2 separate regions of the Homo sapiens genome follow, and region 2 is linked to region 1. Evidence: chromatin loops called from intact Hi-C (ENCODE). Cell type or tissue: heart right ventricle. All regions are shown on one strand. Each heading gives the region's core, and the rest is flanking DNA. Links, peaks and the distances in the headings are about the cores only. Region 1 overlaps LOC105373734 (a long non-coding RNA gene). Region 2 overlaps STK39 (serine/threonine kinase 39).

Region 1 (8,341 bases), core at 185-8,184:
CAGTGGCCTCGCTGCAAGCTCCGCCTCCCAGGTTCACACCATTCTCCTGCCTCAGCCTTCCAAGCAGCTGGGACGACAGGCGTCCGCCACTATGCCCGGCTAATTTCTTTTGTATTTTTAGTAGAGATGGGGTTTCACCGTGTTAGCCAGGATGGTCTCGATCTCCTGACCTCGTGATCCGCCCATCTCGGCCTCGCAAAGTGCTGGGATTACAGGCGTGAGCCACCGCGCCTGGCCAGCACACACCTCTGTTTTAAAGTAAAAAGCACAAAACAAAGTAAATCCAGAAAAGGATTGCTTTCATGTGCTTTCTACCCCATTTCCTCCCTCCCTATATAAGAGGTAATTGTTTTTGTCAGATTTTGTCTCATCCTTTCATTGTTAATTTTTGAAAATATAAGCAAATACAATTATATAGTTCCTTAACCAAAAGATAGCACACAATAAACACAGTTCTGCTCTGCTTGTAGGTTAGAATTTTGATTCCTGTTAAATTGCAACTCTTCTAGGAAAAATAAGGAGGTACATGTTAAATAAAGAGGTGCATGTTAAACTATCACTAGTTTCACACTTTGGTAGAAATTAGTTTCCTTGTCTTTTTTGAGAGCTGGGAAGTGTCTGAATGAGATTGAAAAGTTTCCTTTGAGAATAGGGATGAATTCAGGAATCTCGGAGCGTCACAAGCAAACTTCACTTTTACTTGGCATCAGAGGAGTGGGAAGGCAGGTGCTGGCAACCTGTTGAGGTGGCAAGGCTGCATGGATGAGTGCTCAAGTGCTGGCTTATACAGTATAAATCCAGCTACTTTCATTGTTATAAAACTGCTGGCCATCAGAGGGGGTAATTAGAGTTTTATGTTTTAGTTGGACTTCTCAGCTGAATTAAATGTGATAAGGCTGTGCTTATCACTCTTGTGAAAGTCATTTCTACAATATTTACACAAACTCTATGAGACTTAAATCTTTTATTGATTTTCTGTTTGTCTCTGATAATGTTTCACTGAGAGGAAATGACTGAGATCCTGGAATTCGCGTCTTTAACACATGACTGTTCCCAAAGTCATGAGTTGTTGTTGTTGTTGTTGTTGTTAACAAACCTCTTTATTTCCTACAATAAGTATATTCCATCTTGCATTTGCTTTAATAGATGAGAGTTTCCAATGTCATTAGTGATTTTTAGCACTTTATAGTACCATCATATTTTTATAACCAAGGCCAGGGAGATGAAAGGGGTATTGACAATATTTGTTGGCATTGGTTGTTGTCTTTGTAACCAGAACTGCCTCTTTTATTCTGTGCTTTTTCTAATTATTTCTGGTTATGATAATGTTTTTCTTTGGCTTCTAGGGGGAAGTATGTAATGATGTTTGTGACAAAAAATAAATGTGATCAACTGGTAAAAACAGCCTGATGTTGTGTCTTCAGTGAATGTTCCCACTAGCCAGGCTGAGCTTAAGGTTAGTGATCCCATGGCACACACAACCTTCAGGTAAAGCCAACAGGGAAGAAACGAATTCAAAACAGTGTAAAATAGTATAGAGCCAGCACTTTCTATTCTATAGAGAGAAGTAACCTCAGAAAAAGACTATGGCAAATGACTAGGGCAACCCCTTATGTCTTCACATCATATTCCATCCTCTATGATGAAAGAGCAAAGTTACTTGAGATTGGAGCATAGTTAGAGGATGGAAAGAAATTTAAGTGTTCCCGTTCAATGCTGCTTTACATACCTGCATTTAAAGGGTCTCAAGACTTTTGACCTGCTGTAATGATTACTGTTCCAGTCTAATTGGTTGACCACTAACATTTGCGACCTACTATACTTACCTGGATAACAGGATCTAAAATAATGGTCCCAAGCCACAGTTTGTCTGTAGGAGCTATTGTGTTACATAATATGTGTGTGCTGAGTTAGTTTGGTGATTCATGTATAACTGATTGTGGTTATAATCTAGTAGGAGATAACCAAAGGCATAGGATTTGGGTCATAGAGTGGAATGAAGAGTCACCATATTCTCTTCTCAAAGATAATTTAGAATCAGAGAAGCCAAGTAAGACATCTTTAGAATCAAACAAACCAAGTAAGAGCAGAGAATCTGTACTAGAGACCAACAGCCTCCAAAAGAGACGACCAAAGTTCTCCCTGACATGTCAGAGACTTGAGAATGAGTGCAATTCATACAAAAGAATTGGCATCCCATGATCCAACCTAAAGACAGAAAGTCAAGTCCTATTTTGTCCACTTACTCTTGTGTGTCCTTGAACAAATTGCTATGGAGACAATAATCTCTGTCTATTTCACACGGCTTTTGTGACAAAGAAAATGTATATGAGAGAGAAACTCTCGCTGTAAAGTATTACAGAACTAAAAAGACTACCTGAATGACCAGAATGTGAAGGAAGGGGAAGCAGCATTTTGAGTATTCCTTTTTTCCAACCAATATATTCCGTTGATCCTAATGACAACTCTGGTGCTCTTAGCTTATTCTTGCCCCACAAGCACAAAGAAACAGATTTAAGGGTGTGGGATAGTTCCCTGAGCCCAGCCTTCCTTACAGGAGGTCCTTAATCCCTTAGGTGGGAACATTTTTTCAGAAAAAGACTCTCCTGAACATTTGCTGACTTTCCCTATGGCCTATTAAGTCTTAAATACATATACTGTGGGGCAGGTCAAACATTCCCTTAAATTCTTTCAGCTTCAGAATTATTTAATGTGACAGTCGCCATGATGGCATAATAGAGCCACCCAATACCCACGCTGACTGGACCTCACCATTCCGCAGCTCTCTTTAGCAGCTTCCTTTAATAGCTTAAATCTACCCCTCAGGAACTCCCAACTTCCCTTTAAATGTGATTAAATTTTGTATTTAATTGTTTAATTATTTTTAAACTAATTTCTGCCTCTAGGTGTATGGTCAACTAAACAATCCAAAAACCATGTAGCTCCACAATAATCAGAAATTCTGGATCCAGTAAAACAAGTCTCCTTTAAGACATGGCTGAATGCTGGAAGAAAGTAAAGAAAGTTCCTGGAGTCAAAGATGAAGTGAGAAGGAAAAATCAGAGCAGTGAGTACGTGCATGTATGCTAGAGCCACTCAGGGTGGGAGTTGCCTGGCTTGGCCACCTAGAGGCTTGGATTAGAATGCTCAGGCCAGGGCAGAATGTGAGGCCTGGAGATACAGAATGCTGGGTGTTGGAACTGCAACCCCTGCAGAAATCCTGGTCTTCAGAAGGGCTATACTCAGAGTGAGGGAATGAATCAGGAAATGCACCCATCGGCTCAGGGAGACAATAAAGGTGATTTTCTATCTCAGTGGTCTGGGCTCTAGGGGAAAAGTTTCCCTTGAGAGTTTGTAATCATGGGTCTGTCATTCCATTGGTTCTGAAAACCTCTAAACTGAGAAATAAACATAAACTGAGGTGGGGGCAGTAATTCCCCTTGGGCAACTAACAGAAACAAGGGCAAAACCTTCCTGATCTAGAGGATTAGGGTTGTCCAGGCCCCTCGGGATTCCCTCCAGCCGTTCCTGCATTTCAAGATGCATGCTCTTAAGCTCTTATTCTCATACTTTTCAGTTCCAATGACCACAACTCTTTCAACAAATTTTTATAGGAGTTTCCAGAAACTTCATCCCGCTCATTTTTTTCTGTGTTCTAACATGTCATGTTTCATTTAAAATGTATCCTTTTCCTCCAGTTCAGACCTAAAGGTAATACACCAGAAATTGTCTAATGTGTGGTATAAAATAGGACCATGATAAAAAAAAACCAAAGTAATAAAAAATTATATTACTGTAATAATTTATTAACGTCATATCACTATAATAAAACTTTTATTATAATAACAACTACAGTTGATATGTCTTATGTGCCAAATACTATGTACTAGACATGCACACTCCTTTTTAATCCTGAGGAAATCCTGGGATAGGTTCTAACACTACCCTCCTTCTACACATGAGGAGAAAGAGGCTTAGTAACTTACCCAGGGTAAAGGAGCTGGGAAGTGGTCACAGAGCTGGCAATGTGTTATCACCAAAGCCAGGATTGAAACCCAGCCCTATCTACCTTCAATGCCCTTGCTTTAAGCCACGAATCCTCCATCTCTCTTAATACTAGTCCTGGTAGGGCTAGTTCCCTTGTTAGTGACTATCACGCGCTTGAAAGTGTTTGAAGCGACCTAATATTCCTAGGATCCTTACTTCTATAAACATTTAAATCACAGTTATTTTTCCCAAAGATAGATTGTCATGGGAGAGGGGAACAAAGACTAATGAGGAAGGCACAGGCAGGAAGCGGGCAGAGGACCAGAAACAAAAGCAAAGATAGGAGTGGGTGGGGACACGGGAAATTTCTTTTGCTTACTTCACAAGCTTACAGCCGACCTGGCCTGGCAGGTGACAAGGTGCCTCTGGATGACACAGCCAGGGATTCTTCTAGGCCAGTTGCTTTTGATTTCTTACATTTTTTTGAAGGTAATACTAGATTTCTGAAACGGCTCTCACCGACGCGCCTTTGTTTCTCCTGGAGCCACGGCTCCTCAGCAGAGGACATTTGTGTTTGGGAAGCCTGCCCCCTCCTGGATTAGTGAAATCTTACAGGCCAGGTTTCCAAGCTCTCCAAAATTAGATCTAGTGTGTGAAAATGTTTAAACTGTCGTTCAGAGATTTGAGGAAAACAAATAATTTCTTTCATATGATTTCCCTGAGATTTTTGGATTCTTCTCATATAAATCTTTAGGTGTATTTTATGGATTTTGAAATAATACCCACCTAAAAATCCTGAAAAAATGTTTTAAGGACCCAAAGAGATAATAATAACAGCAATAATGGTAAACATTATATTCAGTGATTTCTATGTGCCAGCACTGTGCAAAGTACCCTGTGAATAATGCCAGTTGCAGCACTCACCACCACCCCAAGAGACAGGTTCTCTGCATTATTACCCCCCACCTTACAGAAAGCCTCAAAGCAGCAGTCCCCAACTTTTTTTGGCACGAGGGACCATCTTTGTGGAAGACAATTTTTCCACAGACCAGGCAGGGGGTCGGGGTGGGAGTGGTTTCAGGATGAAACTGTTCCACCTCAGATCATCAGGCATTAGATTCTCATAAGGAGTGTGCAACCTAGATCCCTCGCATGCACAGTTCACAATAGGGTTCACGCTCCTATGAGAATCTAATGTCACTTGCTGATCTGACAGGAGGCAGAGCTCAGAGGCAGTAATGCTCATTCTCACCAGCCGCTCACCTACTGCTGTACAATCCCATTCCTAACAGGCCACAGACTGGTACAGGTCCGCAACCATGGGGACCCCTGCAAACTGGAGATCTTCTCTACCACCACCCTCACACACCCAACCACCCGTAGGTTGGGAGCCCCTGAAATTCTTGAACTGTCATGCCATCCTATTGACCACACTTGATTGAATCAGAAATAATCAACCAAGCTGAGTTACTTGGACACTTTCTCCTGGGAATTTGGAAGCAGAATGAAAATAGCCATCAGTCTAGGCTTGTCACTTGAATGGAGGTCATCAAACATCAGGAGCCCACTGTGGAAGAGCATGTGCTGCCACGTGCATGGAGAGGCAGAAAAAGATAACCAGAAGAAAGAGAAAAGAACAAAGGGGAAGCACAGAAAAAAGACAACTTCCCTTTTCTTAGTCCCAGTCCCCCGTGAGGCTCCCCTGCTGGTTACACTGATTTGGCTACTTGAAATAGGTTTGTTTTTGTCTATCAAAAAAAAAAAAGTGTATATAACTAAGTCGTGTGAGCAGTAATATGTAAAAGTGAACCAAATCTACTGTTATAATGGAATAAAATCTGAAGTTAATATGGCACATTGAATGATGTGCATAATTTTATTGTACTCCATGGCAATTAGGCTCTAATAGGGAGCAATTAATGAAAATGACTATAATTATTATCATGTCAACAACGCCAAGCCAAGCAATTCCAAAGTCAGCTGTAGGGAGGAGGAATTAGAGACAGCAGGAAGTTGTTCTGGGGTTCCTCAGAAGAACCTGGGATTTAAAAACCAGGAGACTAAGTCCCCCACCTTGCCGCTCACTTCTCTAGCAACCATCACCCAGGAGGACTCCGGAGGTCCCAGCTAAGAAGCTGTGAGCCTCTAGCTACTCCTCACCACTCTCCTTGCACTACCTCTTCCCTTGCTGCTTCTCCAAAGAGGAGTCCTGAGGATGGTGGGTTGTTGGGGAAGGGCTGCATCTGCTTGAGAGGCTGTCTGTTCCTCAACACTGGATTGGTGAAAGCTGGAGCACAGAGAATTGGAAGCTGTTTTAGAAGAAGTTGCCAGCCTACTTTCCGTGGTGCACACCTCCTTCAGTCTATGTCTACCCTTGGCACAAAGCATCATCAACATGGTCCAGAATAGCTCAGCTGGGATCTGTGTTGAGGATGGCGATGAAATCCTCATGGCAATAAAATGCATGCAATGGCCTGGCTTTGCTCTCTGTTCCATGGGCAGCTGCGGCTAGGAGTGTGACACATGGTTGAGGTAGGACTGGATTGGGTTGTTGAGACTGCTGCATCCCAACCAAATACCATCATCTCAGTCTCTTTTCCACTGACGTACAACTAACAAAGACCCTTCAGAACAGTCAACGAAAGCCAGATCCTAGACATCTGAGTAGTTTGACTTAAAGTAGCCAGCACTTAGAAAAATCCAGTGACTGGAAGTATTCTGTTTTCCTCCTTCCACTAAACCAGTACCTCAGTCTGAACTTCCACCAATTTGTGCATTTGTGTTAGTAAGCAAATAAGTATCAGCTATTTTACATGTATTACTTCCTTGAAAATGGTTGTTTTTTTTTTTGGTTTGGGGGTTAATTAATCTAATTAATTAATTAACTGTGATCCTGGCATAAGAGTAATGGGAATGGTATGGAAAGAACCAAGAAAGGTTTTTCTGGAGTTATTCAGTACACATTAAGTACCATGTGTTAGTCATTGTGTTAGGCCCTGGAGGAAAAAAATCACAAAACAGAGCTCTACTTTTTTTATTTTCAGATGCAGTCTCACCCTGTTGCCCAGGCTGGAATGCAGTGGCACCATCCTGGCTCACCACAACCTCCACCTACTGGGTTCAAGCGATTCTCCTGCCCCAGCCTTCCAAGTAGCTGGGACTACAGGTGTTTCTGTATTTTTAGTAAAGATGGGGTTTCGCCATGTTGGCCAGGGTGGTCTCGAACTCCTGACCTCAGGTAATCCACCTGCCTTGGCCTCCCAAACTGCTGGGATTACAGGTGTGAGCCACCACACCTGGCCAGAACTCTACTCTTCAGGAACTTAGTGCATCAGGTACTCAACAGTAAGTAGCGTGATGACTTAGGGGCAGGAAAAAAGGAGGCTGTTTCTATCTTGGAACATTTTAATAACCTCCGAACATTTTATACGGATAAAGCTGGGTTAAAACAGATATTAAGAGGTGCCTAGGAGAGAAAGGATTGGGGTGGGAACTGGAAGAAAATTGTAGGAAAGGGGAGGGTTGTTATCTTGGAGCTGGAGATGGCTTCGTCCTAGTGCATCTGAGGGCTGTTTTTAAATAGTGTCTGTCTGAATCATTCCTCCGCCCTCCACCCTTCACTTTCCACCCTCCACCCAACCCTCTTCCTGAGTCACCCTGGCTGCCATTTCTCATTCTGAAAGGAGAAAGAGGAAAGGATATAATTTGTATCAAATCCCTACAAGCTGCTAGGATACATTGGTGCATTTCCTTTGGAACATTTCATCTACACATACCACAGTGCAATGGATGCGAGTTCTTCTGTGTAAAGATGGGGAAACTGAGGTGCAAAGGGGTAGGTAGCATGACTCTCCCCTTATTACACAGCTGGTAAGAGAAAGTGCCATAATGCAAACTCACATTCTAAATTATAACTTTATCATTAATAACGACTAGAACATGCATGCTGCTTTTTTTTTAAAGTTAAAAAAAAAAGCAGGTAAGTGTGAAACACAAAAATCTTTCCTTCTCTACATTCCAAAGTGTTTGGGGACACATCCCTATACAGTTTTTCTTGCATCCACAAATGTGTACTTACATATGTGACATGTAACTGTATATGTGAACATGAAAATTTTGACATAAAAGGGCATTCTAACCATATTGCTCTACAAATCACTTCTGTCACCTAATGCTACATCATGGATATCCTTCCATAATGTCCACATCTTTACATGTACTTCATTTTTCTAAGATCTATATGAAATTTAATAAATATATATTAGGTAAGCATTTTCTTATTGATGAGGATGTCTCTATTTTAAGATTTAATATTAGTGCAGTATTTAATACTAGTTAAAGTATTCTCTGTATC
Region 2 (8,341 bases), core at 84-8,083, 210 kb after region 1:
ATAAAGTAAGAAAAACATTCGTTGGCACCCCATGTTGGATGGCTCCTGAAGTCATGGAACAGGTAAAAAAACAAAAAAAGTGACTTTTTGATGGACATAGTACAATCGTACAGATCATTAATATGCTAACATTTCATTTGTATCTAGCATTTTAGTAGAATGCATAATGTAACTAAGATTTAATTCTCAATTGCTAGCTAATTAGCAAACTAACGTGAAAGTTATACATCAACAGCTGTGGATTTCTGACATGACATGGACTTGATGATGTGTAACATGCCTGCTGTATGATTGTGTTTTTTTCCTGCTTTCTTTCTTAGGTGAGAGGCTATGACTTCAAGGCTGACATGTGGAGTTTTGGAATAACTGCCATTGAATTAGCAACAGGAGCAGCGCCTTATCACAAATATCCTCCCATGAAAGTAATTACAATTGGAAATACTACATCGGGGTTGAAATGTGATTGGACGGAATCTGTTTTCTAATTCTCTTCAACATCTTCATTCTTCTCTTAGACCCGAGGAGAATTAATGGAGGAACGCAGCCAAGTTGAACATTGTCTGATTTTCTCAGTGGACAGAATAGGACAAAAGTAGCATAATTCCCAGCTTTGAAGCTTGCTTTATAGTCTCAGCACAGAGTTAAGAAAATAATGTTATCAGATTGGTTGATGGAGGTTGATAGCTATGACAAATGCTGGTCATTACTCTTTTGATAGCAGAACAACGCCAGGTTCCCAGAGAATATCTCAAAATAGATTATAGTGATGTCATCTCTGCAAATGGGTTTCCCAGATTTTCAGAGCTTTTTTTTTTCTTTCTTTTTAAGTGGACTACAACATTTTTACCCCTGCTCTTATAGTGTAATGTTGGCAACTGATCTGATATAAGTGAGCCACAGTGTTTTTAGGATGCTATTTTCACGTTTCTGCTCTTCTTTTAACTGGTTTATACCTCATTATTTCTCTTAGTTCTGAGATAGTGGTATCAGGGCTTATTTACCCAACTGGATTTTGTTTTGAGGCTGAAATAGTTTAGTGAAATTATAATGCTATTTTACATAGAGTATGGTCTATGATTGTTTCATGGTTACTGGAAAAATTTGGGAGGATTTATTTTAAAAACCCAAGAATAAAAAGTGAGTTTTACTGATTAAAAGAAGTAGTATACTCATATTGTAGAAAGTTTGGATGTGCAACTCAGACTAAAGAAGAAAAACAATCATCCGTAATCTCATCAACCAGACAATCTCTACTAAGGTTTCAGTGTAATTCATTTTATTGTTTTTATATATATATATATAAATTTTTTTTAACATAGTTAGGATTTTAGTGTATTTGTGTGTGTGTGGGTACATATACCGGATTTTGCTAGCAGAAAATTTAAAATTGAAGCGTAAACAATTGAAGTGACCTCTTGGAGAAAAAGCACTGAAGTAATGCTGAAGGATTTTTTCTTTTATTCAGTTTTTCTTTCTTCATTTTCTTTCTTTTGCCTCTTCTCAGTGTTTCCCACCTGAATTCAAAGTCGCACTTGCTTGTCCCAGCCTGACGTCCTCTAGGACTTTTCTTCAGAGTTCCCAGTCTCCCGCTTTCTCCTGTGGGCTATTATCCTCCACAAACAATAAGCCGTCACTTTCACGCTTCATCTATTCACACATCTGAAAGTGTTTGAAAAGAGGCTTGACATGTATAGCATTTGCATAAATTAAGGCTGAATTATGCATTAATGAGTTTTATTGATTGTACAGGCTAGTAGTTTTCTACACTTTCCACTTTTTTTTTAAAGCAAATACTTTTGAAGTTAGTATGAAAGAGTGGAATTTTTACCGTTTTGATTTAAAGTTGTATTTTATTTTGTTTTGTCCCCCTCCGAAAGCAGCAAGGACTTTGGATTTGATGACAGTTTTTAGCAACTCAGTTATATTCTGGCTATCCTTCAGTGTCCTGCTCTCTCAGCTTTGCCAAGCCTTTTAGCAATTTTCTGTATGTTTTCTCATTTTTTTAAAGGAAATCATGTTACCTCCTGGGATGTTGTGGTTTTATTTTTAGGGCTAGTAATGTGTTACAGAAGCCTTGAGTACAGGCAGTTCCTTACTTATGAATGACCTGTATACATGAACAGTCACTGCCTCGCTGGCCCTCTCTCTTCTCCTCCACCCGCTTTCCCAACTAGCCTGTGCTGGAGCTACGTGCTCCTCAAGGCAGTACACGAGCCAGTTCCCAGAAAGCTCTGTCCGGGATCATTCTTAACACATAGAGCAAGTTTTGTAAGTTCTGTCAATGGAATAACAAAAAGGTTAAAGGGGGCATGAACACATTTGCAGTGGTAATGAATACTTTAAATACACAATTTCTGCAAAGTTAAAATCATGGGAAAGCACTTTGTATCTAATCAAGGATGGTTTTTTACACTTTTATGAAAAATTCAAAACTAGATTGTAGCAATTGCTATACTGAGATTCTGTCTTCATGTTTGTTTCTGCTGCAGGTGTTAATGTTGACTTTGCAAAATGATCCACCCACTTTGGAAACAGGGGTAGAGGATAAAGAAATGATGAAAAAGTACGGCAAGTCCTTTAGAAAATTACTTTCACTGTGTCTTCAGAAAGATCCTTCCAAAAGGTAAGTGAAACTTAGTGGATGAGTTAATGACCTGGTTTGAGCCATGACAAAGCTTTGTTTGTAGATGGGGAAAGGCTTTGTGAGGACACTGGAAAGGTATTTCTTGTCTGGGAAACCCTGCTGTGGTCCCCAGATTTCCAACCTGTTAGTGAAAGACGGTGTGGGTCCAAGAGGGAAAGAAGTGGGTGAAGAACGAAGGAGAGGCAGAGGAAAAATTGTGGTGTTAACAAGATTCACTGTGCTTGTTAAGTGTGGGCTCTGTCATCAAAGGAAATGAAGTAAAACAGAAATCAAAAGAAATTGGCAGTGCTGCATTCAGAAGCTGAGCTAATATTCTTCACTGTGTAGGTTGAACTGACCTCTCAGGATTTGAATATCCTGCTAGCTCCAGTCTAAACTAGGCAGAGCTATTGAATTTTGCATGAGCTTCCTGTTAGTTGCAGAACAAGTTGTTGGTGCTGTTTAAAAGATTATCAGTAAAGAAGATTAAGGAGATTTTTTACCTTAAAAAGATTAATCATGTAAACAGAAGCAAATGGCTTTAAATTAACATTAGTGTTTCCTATTTATTCTTGGGTTATTGCCCTGCACTGTAGTGTGTCTGTTTTCTGAGTTCCTTTTCTTCCTTCTTAATTTCTGTGACTTTGAAATATCCTGGTTAGTGATCATGGAGCCCACTGTTCTTTGTCACCTAGAGGAGATTGTTAATTATGTGAATGGCCTTGCCTGGGTAAGGTCCCTTTGTGGGTTCTTGGTTGTATGTGGTGTTATCCTAGCATAGACCAGGAGAGGCCTCTGAGAAGTTCCTATCTATCCTAATCCACCTGAGGATCCAATTTGATCCTTATATTTTAAAACATAATAACTGACTTCTCTTCTGAAACTTTCTTTTTCAGGGAAGGACTCTGCTGTTAGAAATGATTCCTTTATTTTGATCTTAAATTTTTATGAAACTTGTTAAGCCTTTACACAGTAACTTACAGTTTGAGTAGGCAAGCCTTCTCTAGTTTAAACACAGTTTCCATAATTGTACCCATTCTTTGTAGCTGCTCACTTCATTCCTTTACATTTGCTGAATTTGCCTTGAATCTTTTCCATATCAATCACTTTTCTCATGGAGCCAGGAATGAAGACTGCTATTAGCCATCTTGAATTATTTATTGTAAAAGGGATGATTATTTTGTCATACCTGTGTACTATTTCTATGTAAACATCTCATTTGTTATTTATATTTGATTCATAGGGCTTGTTTTCCTTCCAAAATTTTTTAATCTTTCATTGAGATTATTTCTTCAACCTCCATTTGGGTGAAATGCTCTTAGATTCTAATTTTGTTTTCCAACATTTGCTTATCTTCCCCTTGAATTTGGTGTCATCTCCAGTAAAATTTTTTGACATCTTCAAGAAAACAGAATTTGATCCTTCATAGCCCAGCAAGAGAAGTTCTTGTCTTTCCAGTTAGTACTAGGTTATTATAGATGGTCTTCCTGATTCTTGAACGACAGTAATTGAGATTCCACCTAGTGGTTGTGATTTGTAATGTCACACAATTCCAGTTTTTTAAGAAAATTGTTCTGTAGGGTAGAATCGTTAGTGTACTTAATGATATAATAGTGTATTTCTTTAGGAGATTTGTATGTGATTTGGTCAAAACAAATTAGATTGACATACATTATATTTAACAAACCCTTTTTATTTCTTTTCTTTTTTTTTTTTTTTTGAGACGGAGTCTTGCTCTGTCACTGGGCTAGAGTGCAGTGGCGCGATCTTGGCTCACTGCAACCTCTACCTCCCGGGTTCAAGTGATTCTCCTGCCTCACTCTCCCGAGTAGTTGGGACTACAGGCGTGTGTCACCACGCCAGGCTAATTTTTTTTGTATTTTAGTAGAGACGGGGTTTCACTCTGTTGGCCAAGATGATCTCGATCTCCTGACCTCGTGATTCGCCCGCCTTGGCCTCCCAAAGTGCTGGGATTACAGGCATGAGCTACCGCACCCGGTCCATTTTTATTTCTTAATAATCTTGAAAGTCTTTCCGGATTTTATTCATTATATGAGCTTAAATATCAGGTTCCTTCTATTCCACCAAAAAAAAAAAAAATCCTTTAGAAGAGCGTCATATAACATATATTCAAAATCTTCAAATCTTTCCTTCAGAGACCACTCTCTTAAAAACACTGTTGATGTACAAAGTATTAATCTTTTAAGGTCTTCTTTTAGATATTTTCTCCGTAACTTAATTTGTTCTCACTATTGTGCAATTGTTCTCTATACCAAGCAGCTATAGACTGTTAGTGGCACATCACCTTCCCAGGTAGCTCTTTCTTATAATGAAAAGACACGTAGGTTGAGTTTGCGGGGGGAAAAATCTATGCAATGTAAGAATGGAAAAAAGCAACATTGTTGAATTACTTTTTAGATAGGATGCAATTTCAACATATGAATTCATGACTAATTTGATAAGTAAACATTGAATTTCCTGCACAATAATAAAAGAAACCAGGAATATTTTCTGCCTTTGCTTTTGTCATTGGAGAGTTCTTGCCCTTCCTCTGTCCCCTTTCTATCCCTCTTTTTGTGCTTGGTTCAGATGCCACATCCTCCTAGAGTTACATACCTGTGGGTGGGATTCCTAGCTCTACTTTATCAACATCTGCATGGCTTAGCTTTCTTGTCTGTACAGTGGGCCTTAAAATACCCACTTCATAGGATCGCTGTGAGGATGGGAAGAGAGAATGTGCTGTGGGCACTTCAAACTCATAGCACAGTGCCCAGGGAGTCTCTAAGTACTCACAAGATTAAGATTGCCATTCGTTATTTGCCTTTTTTTTTTTTCTGACCAAGTGGAGTTGTTGAAACTTTTATGCAATAACTACAGTATGTTGAAAATATGTCTTTTGTAGCACTTATTACACTGTGTACTCTTATTGATTTACACACCCCAATTCCTCAAAAGTTTATAAGTGTTTTTGGGAGAACCTGTGCCACTTATCCTTATATCCAGTGTCTGGTTTGTATTATATACTCAGTACCATTTCTTGAACAACTGGAGATTGGGAGCTTGCAATTTGGGGGTGATTTGGACCCGTTGAAGAATGTTTCATAAACAGAAATCAGATTTGAGTAGGTTGAAGAGTGAATGCAAAATTTTTGCCAATTTTTATTATTTCTCTTGCCTAAATGTAGATCATCTACCTGTAACCTGAAAGTTTACTGGTGCCAAAGCCCTGGTATTGCTGAGTACCTCATGAGCAATGAGTGAAAAAATATTGCGAGAAAACAGTGACCAGGACAGATTCACTCATATGCATCAACTCTCAGGCCGCTGAGAGTAGGCTGTGTTTTTTTGTCAACGATGAGAGCTCATGGGACTTTCCTCATAAAAGGGAGCTGGGGTGTTGCAGACCTTTGGTTCGTCTGAGTCTGTGTTCTGCATTGACGTAGACAGAGAGTTGCTTATATTTGCATACCAGAACATCTTGCTATTCCTTAAAAATAAAAGAGCCTTAATCTTGTAGACTACATGCTTTGTATGGCTAGCAACTGTAAAAAGAACCAACTTTTTTTTTTTTTTTTGCAACAAGGGGGATGATGTTGCATTGATAAATCCTTAAGAAAGGAATATGACTTGAATATTTCTTTTGTGGGGAGTGGTGTGGGGAGGAAAGCAGCTCTGCTTGAGGTCAAAGGGCTGTTGGAACTTATTAATGCAAATTGTTAGAACTATTTAAACTATATCATATTCATCTTGAATCTTTTGAAAATTATTTTAAGTCTCAGTGGACTTTGGTTCATCCATATGCATTAGCTGAATCCTTTAAGAGATTTTCTTCTGAGAATGTTGTTACTTGCAGACTGCTGCATTGTTTTTAAGGATTTAAAATTGAATCATTGTTCAAAGCCTGGACCATTATTTTGGTTGCTGGTAACATTTTAGCATTTCTCATAAAACTGTTTGTACTTACATTATGCTGAATTGTTTGATGTTTGCTAGTGGCCATGTAAGACGTGACTGTGCTTGCAGAATTTTCTTCTGTAGTACTCAGCTAAAAGGTAGGCTGTACTGGTGGTTCCACATTAGCCAGGCATTGGCAGTTGCTATGGCATAAAATAAAAATAGATAAATGAGAAAATAAAAACCAAAAAAACCCTAAAATCAAATGGGCAGCAGGACCTCAGCTTTTCTCACACTTCCTATCACTGTCTTCCCTCTGTCATTTTCTTTTTTTTTTAGACAGAGTCTCGCTTTGTCACCCAGGCTGGAGTGGAATGGCATGATCTCGGCTCACTGCAACCTCCGCCTCCTGGGTTCAAGTGATTCTCCTGCCTCAGCCTCCTGAGTAGCTGGGATTACAGGTGCCCGCCATCACGCCTGGCTAATTTTTGTATTTTTAACAGAGATGGGGTTTCACCATGTTGGCCAGGCTGTTCTTGAACTCCTGACCTCAAGTGATCTGGCCTCCCAAAGTGCTGGGATTACAGGTGTGAGCCACCGCTCCTGGCCCCTCTGTCATTTTCTTAATTTCTTCCAGTTCCATTCTTTCATTCTTTCTCATGGAGATAGTTTGGCATATGTAGGATTTTATCCCAAAGTGATAAACACTTCAGCTGATTTGAGCAAAGAGAAACCTCTAATCTGCTATTTAGTTATTCTCTGTGTAAAGTTGGAATTACCTATTACTTAACAATTAAGCCAATAAAAAAAGAAGGCGGGTTGTTTAAACCAATTCTATTTTGTTACCTTATTGTGTTTTTGTACTTACTGATGAAGGCTGAGAGTGGAGTGGAGTGCAGAGAAAGGAGTTTTCTTTGCAGCATGCTTTTCCCTTTTACATTTTTGGTTACCATGGCAATGACCTTGCTGGAGAAGGCAAAGTATTTTCCCAGCCCCGTATCTCAAGGTATCCCTGGTACTTCCCAGCTTTCTCTCTACAGCATCCTACACTTGACCCTTCCTGTGTGGGGAGGAGGATTTTTGGTGGGGGGATGGTGCAGAGGAGACAGGGAGGCACTTTGCCTCCTTACGTTGGCACTTCCTCTGTCCTCTTTTTTTGCTAGCACGAGTCTCATTTTCATTAAGTCTTTCTCCTGTTCCCCGCTGTATTGAACAGATGCATAGATTTTGGTGCTAACTGAATCTAGCTCCAGGAGTTGTAGTGCTGTGTCCAAATGTGTAGCAGCATCACTTTCCCCCATATTTGATTATAGTATGAAATTGAGCTGTAGCAGTTTCTGTTCTGTGCTAGGTATTGGAAACATACAAAGGAATTCTATGAGGTCCCTGCCTTGGAAGGGCTCATATCCTAGTGGAGTGAGGCAGGGAGACATAGGAACAGAAAAATACATGATGGGAATGTGGGTAGCATGGTGCATGAGTGCCACTAGGGAGCAATGCCTTCTACTTGCAGGAGCTAGGAGAGGTATCTTTGAAGATGACATTTAAATTGGCTCTTGACTGATGAGCGAGGGTGTGCCAGTTGGTTATGAAAAATTTGGAAGCAAGAAAAGCAGTGTGTGCTTTGTCACGAAAGATCAAGAGATGAGTGAGAACATCGTTGCAGTTGAAGGGTGGCATCTCCGGCGGGTGTGGGGAGATGAGGATGGAGGAGTCAGGGCCTAGAATACTTGCTTCTGTCTCAGGCCACTGAAATGCATCAGGATAGATAAAAGAGGATCAGATTTTTTTTTTAAGACGCTAATTTGCGAAGCAGTGGGGTTG

The links. Peaks named below come from ENCODE experiments on the same cell type or tissue, not always from the same donor. Only the 100,000 strongest peaks of a DNase experiment are listed, where the experiment ranks them.
Region 2: a loop joins it to region 1, with 2.9 times the contacts of the local background. A loop is called at or near these places in 39 of 110 quality-filtered maps.

The regions. Positions count from the first base shown.
Region 1 is chr2:168,343,048-168,351,388 of GRCh38, reverse strand. LOC105373734 (a long non-coding RNA gene) reads left to right here. Exons shown (of 6, transcript XR_923559.3): 3 at 1,347-1,456; 4 at 2,907-3,071; 5 at 7,032-8,341. Among named protein-coding and RNA genes, the nearest start is that of STK39, 100 kb to the right of the region's middle. In heart right ventricle, for the core only: CTCF peaks have their summits at 2,912, 3,120, 4,386 and 4,586 (motif pointing left); DNase peaks (open chromatin) are centred at 3,159 and 4,518; H3K4me3 peaks cover 654 bases; H3K27ac peaks cover 311 bases.
Region 2 is chr2:168,132,370-168,140,710 of GRCh38, reverse strand. STK39 (serine/threonine kinase 39) reads left to right here. Exons shown (of 18, transcript NM_013233.3): 6 at 1-62; 7 at 321-422; 8 at 2,490-2,623. Among named protein-coding and RNA genes, the nearest start is that of STK39, 110 kb to the left of the region's middle. In heart right ventricle, for the core only: CTCF peaks have their summits at 3,942 and 4,147 (motif pointing left); a DNase peak (open chromatin) is centred at 2,160; H3K27ac peaks cover 3,214 bases.